3 separate regions of the Homo sapiens genome follow, and regions 1 and 3 are each linked to region 2. Evidence: chromatin contacts called from ENCODE Hi-C or POLR2A ChIA-PET data. All regions are on one chromosome and are shown on one strand. Each heading gives the region's core, a stretch centred on a gene start or an enhancer-like site at or near the end of the contact. The rest is flanking DNA. Distances are from core to core; before and after follow the strand shown. Region 1 has its middle 67 kb from the start of SP3. Region 2 holds the start of CDCA7 (cell division cycle associated 7). Region 3 has its middle 15 kb from the start of LINC01960.

Region 1 (2,905 bases), core at 274-2,773, 540 kb before region 2:
TAATAAACCTTTTATGACTTTCAAAGAAAGAACATAGGGCCTTACTTGCTCAGGCTCTAGTGTTAAACTTGAGGCTCACTTGATAAGCCAAATTCAGGGCAGCAAAAAACTAAGAAAAGTTGATGATGGGAATGTATCTTTCTAACCAAAGTGTTCCTCAAATCTACTCCAATATTGGAGACAGTGAGTCAACCCTGAAATGGAGACTAGAAACTATAAGGCAGCAACATATGCACAAAACCAACTTTTTTTTTTTTTTTTTTGAGATGGAGTCTCATTCTGTCACCCAGGCTGGAGTGCAGTGGTGCAATCTCGGCTCACTGCAACCTCCACCTCCCGGATTCAAGCAATTCTTTTGCCTCAGCCTCCCCAGTAGCTGGGACTGCAGGCACATGCCACCACGCTCAGGTAATTTTTTGTAGTTTTAGTAGAGACGGGATATCACCGTGTTTCGATCTCCTGACCTCGTGATCCACCCACCTCAGCCTCCCAAAGTGCTGGGATAACAGGCGAGAACCAACGCGCCTGGCCAAAACCAACTTTTTAAAGCAATATTCTGCCCTATAAGTCATTATGTGACTGATGACGCACAGCAAAAGCGACAGTAGGTGTGAACACCATCCGGAACCAAGGTCTTGTGTTACCTAGTCTCCTCTCTGCTGGGCTGGTTTCTTTTTCAATTGGCAAAGGATAAAGGGACAGTTTTTTGAGATATTTCTCATGTCCTAGAATTTAAACTTAGGACACAGAGGGCAAAGGCTCGGAGGAAAGAAGTTAGCCGTTAACAGCTATGGCTGTGGAGAAAGAAGGTGTCCTAGAATGTGCGGGAGCATCATGGGGCCGGACTCAGCCTGCAGCGCCAGTGCTGAGCGACCTCTTTTAACACTCTGTACTTAAAGAACAACCAAAGGTGGTATACAGTCTTAACATTATTTGAAGGTGGCTTTTTGGACTCTGACTCAGTGTGATCGCAGCTTCTTTGTTCTTGAGGACTTTATCCCATCACAACTGTGAGATCTGGTGGGGAGCAAGCTGCAAACTTAAATTCCTCCCTGGTTTTGCTCTACAAGGGCAGAGAAAACTGTCCCTTTGCAAACAGTCATAAAATTAACAGGGTCACGGCATGGGTTCTATCAACTTGCTAGACTGTCAGGCAACCAGCTGCAGAAGGACCTAGGCCTTGCTCGTCATTGACCTCTAAGAATTAGCAGCACCGGGTTGCTAACTCCTTTGCTTTTGGCAGTTACTTCTGTCTTAGTTTCCCTATTGCCCCATGGGCAGGCAGCTAGGTGAGTGAAGTCTGGGTTCGCCTTGTCTCATTGTCACCTACTCCTCACTCACAATCAGGTTCTTGAAAGAGTTGCCCACACACTTTTCACTTCCTTTTCCCCTGCTCTCCTCTCAAATAACTCCCATCTGGTTTCTGTTCCTTCACTTCACTAAAGATGGTCTTGAAAAGGTCAACAGTGACCTCCCTGTCACTAACGCATGTAACATTGAAACATTCACATACTGCCTGACCTCAGTGTTCACATCAGTTGGCTGTTCTCCATTTGTTGAAGTAGATTCTTTCCTAATATCTACCCATGGCCCAGCTGTTTCCTTCTTCCTCTTTCCGCTTCTCTCTCTCCTTTGCTAGCTTTTCTTCTTGTACCTGGCAGTTAAATGTCGAATTTTTCCCAGGCTTGATCCTGAGCTGATTTCTCTTCTCAATCCGCACTCTTTTACTGGATGATCTCATTTGTTCTTGGGATTTCCTTTTACTGCAGACGTGGGCAACTCCCAAGTTTTCCATCTTCACTCCACTCCTCAACTGAGTTGCAGGTAAAATATTGAATTACCTATTTGGCCCCTGTTTTGGAACTTTCACAGGTACCTCAAACTTTATGTGTTCAGAATTCAGTTTCTGAATGTCTACTCCTAAACCTGGACCTTCAGTATTTATCTCAATGAATAACGTCATATGCTTCTCGATGCTCATGCCAGAAAGGGGAAGGTTAACGTTGACACCCTCTCCTTCCCATTCCCCATATTGATCTTGTTGATTGTCCAAGTGTCTCAAAGCCATGCATCTCTCTACATCTCCTCTACCAGCATCCGAGCAACAGCCATCATTTTTTGCTTGGATTACAGCAGTATCCTGGAATCTGGGCTCCTCGTAACCACTCTTCCTGACTCTGACTAGTCCACACTCCAATCAGCAGCCCAGAGTGATCTTTGAAAATGTCAGTCTCCTTAAAACTCTTTATTGGCACTTCACCTAGCATCCCGAGGCTTTGCCATGCCTGGCTGGGCCTCTGCCGGCTTCCCCAGCCTCCGCACACATGAGCCTGTCCCTTACTCGCTGTGCTCTGACCAACTACCCTTTCTCACTCAGATGGCTCAGGTTCCTTCCACTTGTCTCTGCATCCTGTGCACTTGGTTAGGGCTGCATTATGACTTTCATAGGTCCTAGGCACTTTTGCCTTATAGACTCCTTCATAAATATATTTTTAAAATTATGACTATATTGGTACAAAGATGAATATAATCTAGGTTGGATTCATTTTTTATTGAGATAAATGTACATAAACAAATGAGCCATTAGCATTAAAAAATTTTAATTGACAAAAATTTTACATACTTATGATATATAGCATATTTTGAAATGTATACTTATACATTGTGTAATGGCTAAATCACGCCAATGAACATATGCATTACTTCACATGCTTATTTATTATGTGTCAAGAACACTTAAAATCTACTCTCTTAGAAATTTTCAAGTATACAATACATTGTTATTAACCATAGTCACCATGCTGTACACTAACCATCTTAAAGCGTACAATTGAGTGGCATTTCATACACTGACAATATTGTGCAATCACTATCTCTACCTACTTCCAAAACTACCTCAAAGAAA
Region 2 (2,713 bases), core at 62-2,561:
TGAACTTCTTTGGCAGGTAAGTAATAACTAATACCATTTATAGTAGGCGTTTTTCGTGCCAGGCACTATGTTAAGTACACTTTCACGTCAGGTTTAATTCTTTGCAACAAAGGTGCTATCGTTATTCTCACTTAGCCAATGAGGAAACTGAGGCTCAGGAAAGCGAAATGGATTACTCAAGTCCCATGGTGGCTCAGATTTGAACTCAGGCATGTCAGGTTCCAAGACCAGCTACACATGGTTTTCTTCATCCGGAAAGCCAATGCCCAGCTCCACCGGGGCGGCGACTCAGCTCTGAAACCACGCCCCATCGCACCCACCCCCGCGAGGGTCCCTAACCCCTGATATTTATTTTAAACATGTCATTGTCTTCCGTTTCACCCAACCCCCACTCTTCTACCCTCTCCAGGAGCCCGACCCTACGTTCTGGCTTCCGTTAGAGCAAAAAGTAACGTTCCACTCAGAGCAACGTCCTGCAGCTAAGAGTAAGGCTGGGGGGTGGGGGGTGGGGGGTTGGGGGTTGGGGTGGAGGAAGTAGGAAACGAGCAAATGGTCGGCGAACGCTTTGACCCACCAAGCCCTTTAAATGCACTTAACCACCGCCCGGGACTACGGTCGCTTCACACTGCGTGCGCAGCCCAAGTTCTAGGAGACCGGTTCGCAAGACCTTAAACCTCAGACGCGCTGGCCCTCAGCGGTTAGAAGCGGACGCGTCTCTTGCCGGGCGGGGTGCGCGCCCAAGGGCCACCCACTGAGCGCGGGTATAGACGCGGCGAGCCACGCACTGGCTCCGAGTTGTGTGCGGGAAAGGGCTGGGCCGCTGCGGGACAACCTCCCAGGGGGCAGGCAGGCTGGCTCTGCCTGGCAGGCAAAATCGGGACCGGCCAGCGCTCCCGGCCGCTGTCCGGCCTTTGGCGGACGCACGTGCCTAGGGCTTTCCAGCGCTGCTAGCCATCCTGCAAACGACTCAAGTCTCCACGCCGCCCGCACTTCGGGTGCGCACGCCACGCAGGAACGTCCCCATGGCCCTCAGTTATCCCAGGTGCACAAAATCAGGGGCTTGCCCAAGCGGGCAACGCCTAGGCAGGCCACCAGTTAAGGCAGCGCTAGGCTGCGGAGTTGGAGAGGGTCGGCCCGCGCCCGCCTGCGTCCAGCACCCACCGCGCCCGCCCCTCGGGTTCGCCCGCCCAGCCCTCACCGGCACGCGGCGAGCGTCCATGCTGGTGGCGGGTGCCCAGATCGGCGCTTGGAGCGGGGAGAGCGGAGCAGCCGCGCGGTCAGCGGTCCCACAGCAGGAGGAGCAGCAGCAGCGCGGCTGGCAGGCTGGGCGCGCCGACCCGGGCCCGGAGGGGCGGGGCTCGGGCTGTCTTTCCCGCGTTGGGACACAGGTCCTGCAAGCTGTGGTAACGGCCAGACATGGCGCAAGACTAGGTGGCCCCCTGGAAAAAACACGACCCCCCTATATATTCTGACCTCAAAGGATAGCCTTGGGCACTCCTAAAATCCCCTTTGAGAAAGGGGGGCTTTAGGGGCTACGGGGACCACTCTCCTTGTGCAGCTGCGCGGTCCTGAGCGAGTGGCGCGAAAATGGTTCGTATTGCCCCGGGGTTAGCTGTCTGATTTGCAAGAATTTTCGTGGTGGCGGAGGAAAAGTGGAGTCTGGGGGGTAAAGGAGAGCAGCGTGAGGGTGGCGCGGGTCACGCACCATGGCGTTTAGCACTTTCATTGCTGCGTGCGGTTTACAAGATTTAAAAAATCATAGAATCCAGCACGAACTCCACCCTTCATAATCGAGTTCACCGCCCCTGGATGTAGCACCTCTTATCTGGGAACCACACCATTATCTGAAGCAATAAAATGAGTTAAATCCTGATCTTTCTTTCCAAAAAGCACAGGAAGCCGACTTGTTTACTTGTGGTTTTCAAAGTAGAAGAAAAGCCGCAGCAGCTTGATGAAGACGTCTATAGTATAGTTAACCTTTAACGATTATCTGTTGGGGATTGAAACTAAAGATTGAACAATTGTGGCTTGATGATCTTCTCTGTCTTCAGAATTGAGAACTACCCTGAGTCAGTGCGAACGAGAAAACTTTTCATTGCCCTTTTAACCAAACTTGGCATTACAACGAAAAAATGAAATAAAGCGAGGCTTTTTGTGTGCGTGAAGAGCAAAACTTGCTTCTACAAGAAAAAGTAAATTTAGTTTCTTTAGAAGACACTAATTATACTCTTAACATTTAAAACAAGCGCTTGAAATGAAAACATTCGCATTTCCCCCTCATTTCAAAACTTTTCTCTGGGGAATAATTAATTCCTTTGCAGTAAGAGAGTGCATGGACATACTGTGTTCCTCTCTTGGTGTACTGAATACAAAAACTGTGAGCAAGTAAATAATGCCCGAGGACAATGGATTGGAAGGAGTCTTCCAGCCTTTCTTAAATATACCTACCCAGTAATCACTCTGCCACTGTGCAAGGGACAAAGAGCTCAAGGTCTAGAAGGTGAGTGCCAGGAGGAGAGGCTATCGGTGGGTGGTGAAATTACGGAATTACAGGGCCCTCAGTAAGTATTTGTTGAATGAATAAACATTTGGGAATATAATTTTGTGCCACTAAAGCTAAATATATGAAAATTTGGAATTACTAGATCCATGAAGCAGGGGAAGATTAAGTCACTTTGCCTGTGAAAGGTTCTGATAGGGAAATTTTTAGTCT
Region 3 (2,717 bases), core at 102-2,601, 690 kb before region 2:
CTAATATATATTTATAACATAATGAGTGAAGTTGAACATCTTTCTGTATTTTAAGGTCCATCTACATATTTTTGTATCTGTGTGTATGAACTGTTTGTTCACGCCTTTTGCCTAATTTTCTATCAAGTTTTGGCCTTTTCCCCTCAATATTTAAAAGTTCATTACATTCCTAATATTACAGATTAACCTGTTTCTGTGAAAATGTTGCAAATATTTCTCACAATGTGCCAATTTTCTTGCCATGCAGCAGGTTTTTTTAAAGTTGTTGAATTTATTAATACTTTATTTTATGCCGTTGGAGTATTTTATTTTTCATTAGCAAAGCATTCATTTTGGTGTCAGGCTGAGCTTGGACTGGGTTTCCATGCCTCTCTTAAAATTTTTATTTGAAAAAAAAACTACTTTTTTATTTTATTTTATTTTTTGAGACAAGGTCTTCCACTCTGGCCCAGGCTGGAGTGCAGTGGTGTGATCTTGGCTCACTGCAGCCTCGACCTCCTGGCTCAAATGATTCTCCTGCCTCAGCCTTCAGAGTAGCTGAGACTACAGGGATGCAGTGCTGCACCTGGCTAATTTTTAATTATTTTATTTTACTTTTTGTAGAGACAGGGTCTCAATATTTTGTCCAGGCGGGTCTCAAACTCCTGGACTCAAAGGATCCTCCTGCCTGTCCTTCCAAAGTGCTGGGATTGCAGGTGGGAGCCACTGTGCCCAGCTCCATGCCCCTTGATATCTTAAGTGTCTTCCTTTTTGTGAGGCACAGCTTTGAGACCTCTTTTCCTGTCTGCCAAGAAGGCAAAGGGGGCAGTGGGCCCAGTCAGTTTAATTGTTTTTTATCTGTTTCCCTCCGCTTGATCCCAGGAGCCCAGGTTGGGGACAGTCACTTAGCTCTAATGGGGTAGGGCAGATGCCACATGGAGGTGAAGATTGCACACACATCCCCTTTCCCCCCCAACTCCTGTCTTAGCTGGAGGAGCAAGCGCCCAGAGGCCCTTTGGTTTGCGTCTGGGATTTGAATCATAGACAGACTTCCCACACCCAGGGTATAAAGAAGTCCACCGATGTGTCTTCTAATACTTGTTTGTGTTCATTTTTTACGTTTGAATTTCTGATCCATTTGAGATTATCTTGCTGCATGGTGAGGGGTATGGGTCCAGTTTTCTAATAGGCAAGGTGGCCTATGAAGTGGGGGCGGGGTAGCAGGGGGAGAAGGAGCCACGATCTTGATGGTCTGGGCCACTAGGTGGCGATCTTCCAGGTTTCTCCTCCTTCAGGACGGTAGGAGAAAATGCTGTTTTGTTTTCAGAAGAAAAAGGAAATGAGTCATTAGGTTTAATTGGCCAAGAGGAAGCCCTAGTAAAAAGTTCCCCTCTGTCTACGCAACCTTGATTTCTGAAGGCAGGCCCTGTGCTTCTTTCCCTGTGTTAGAAAACATCATTTCCTCTGTGTCTCTGTTTCTCACCAGGAGGCTGATGTGGGCCAAGTGTGCGTGCACAAACACTGCCTTTGCCGTGAGCGCCTCCAGGTCCTGCGTAAGGCCATGGAGAGACTTCAAAGAGAGGTCAAGATGGCATTGCCCTGCCGTGTGCCTCTTGGGAAGCCTGGGCCTCGGAGTGACAAGACCTTGGTTCCTGTCCCAGTGCTGCTGCCACCCGGCCCTGTCATTGCAGGCATGCCACCTAGCCCTCTCTTCCTCAGTGTCCTCATCTATAAAATGGAACAATGTCTTCCCTAACCATGTGCCAAGGATTTCAATGGGATAAAATGATATATGTGTGCTGCAAAGTAAAAACACTGTGTAAATATATTTCCACCATTATTATGGTTATATTTTATATGTGGATGCATCTCTATGGAAGATCTATTCTTTTTCTTTTCTTTTTCTTTTTTTTTTTTTTTTTCCGAGACGGAGTCTCACTCTGTCGCCCAGGCTGGAGTGCAATGGCATGATCTCGGCTCACTGCAACCCCTGCCTCCTGGGTTCAAGCGATTTTCCAGCCTCAGCCTCCTCAGTAGCTGGGATTACAGGCACCCGCCACCACGCCCGGCTAATTTTTTTATTTTTAGTAGAGACGGGATTTCACCATGTTGGTTAGGCTGGTCTCAGCCTCCTGAACTCGTGATCCACCCACCTCGGCCTCCCAAAGTGCTGTGATTACAGGCGTGAGCCACCACCCCCGACCGATCTATTCTATATCTTACAAGAATTTGTATTTATAGGCTGTATTAATAGGTTGATTTGCTGTTTATAAGGTGTTTTTTTTTTTCACACATCCTCTCTTCTGTGAAAGGGACACAGCCTTAATGAGAAAATGGACTGGTTTTGAAAGAACTGCCAAAGTAGCGACCTTAGGAGAAGGTCTACAATGTGCTTTCTCTGAGGTTGTGTACAGAATTATGTGTGTGTGTAATTTTTCCCAGCTTGTATCAGATTGCTATAGGAGTTCATAGCTCAAAGGTGGTTAAGAACCACATTCTTGAAAAAGGGAGCCAGACTGGCCTCAGGACCCCCTCCCCATTTGGCTTCTGGGAGGACTGAACTGGTTCCAGTCCTTTCTTAAGTCCTACATGGGGTCTTAAGGCTACTGATCTCCCTCCTTGCTGTAGCTGGTCTGGAGAGAAAGAGAAAAGAGAAACGGGAAGGGCTTGTAGTGTCTAGAAACCAGAGGTGAAACTCTAAGTTAGTAAGGCTTCAACGGCAGCTCTGCAGGAGGTCA

What was found. Hi-C counts contacts between places; a loop is a spot of excess contacts on that map. ChIA-PET counts read pairs that join two places held with the same protein, here RNA polymerase II (POLR2A). Pooled maps may share reads with other maps.
Region 1: a loop to region 2 is called in a map with no recorded cell type, with 15 times the contacts of the local background. The contact joins the enhancer-like site here to the promoter of CDCA7 in region 2. A Hi-C loop is called at or near these places in 9 of 37 single-sample maps with no recorded cell type and 4 of 50 pooled maps. POLR2A ChIA-PET finds 5 or more read pairs at or near these places in 1 of 52 experiments (A549).
Region 3: a map with no recorded cell type shows a loop between it and region 2 (9-fold over the local background). The contact joins the enhancer-like site here to the promoter of CDCA7 in region 2. A Hi-C loop is called at or near these places in 4 of 37 single-sample maps with no recorded cell type and 10 of 50 pooled maps. POLR2A ChIA-PET finds 5 or more read pairs at or near these places in 1 of 52 experiments (OCI-LY7).

What each region holds. Positions count from the first base shown.
Region 1 is chr2:173,896,894-173,899,798 of GRCh38, reverse strand. No RefSeq gene overlaps it. Among named protein-coding and RNA genes, the nearest start is that of SP3, 67 kb to the left of the region's middle. Within about 2 kb of position 1,523, at least 4 of the 41 ENCODE cell types and tissues checked have a DNase peak (open chromatin) inside an H3K27ac peak, as active enhancers do.
Region 2 is chr2:173,353,470-173,356,182 of GRCh38, reverse strand. It overlaps CDCA7 (cell division cycle associated 7), which reads right to left and starts at 1,311. Exons shown (of 10, transcript NM_031942.5): 1 at 1,199-1,311. The coding sequence starts at 1,219. RefSeq lists a silencer at 1,100-1,369 and enhancers at 1,920-2,009, 1,312-2,267.
Region 3 is chr2:174,038,610-174,041,326 of GRCh38, reverse strand. No RefSeq gene overlaps it. Among named protein-coding and RNA genes, the nearest start is that of LINC01960, 15 kb to the right of the region's middle. RefSeq lists an enhancer at 1,112-1,406 and a silencer at 1,110-1,510. Within about 2 kb of position 1,351, at least 29 of the 41 ENCODE cell types and tissues checked have a DNase peak (open chromatin) inside an H3K27ac peak, as active enhancers do.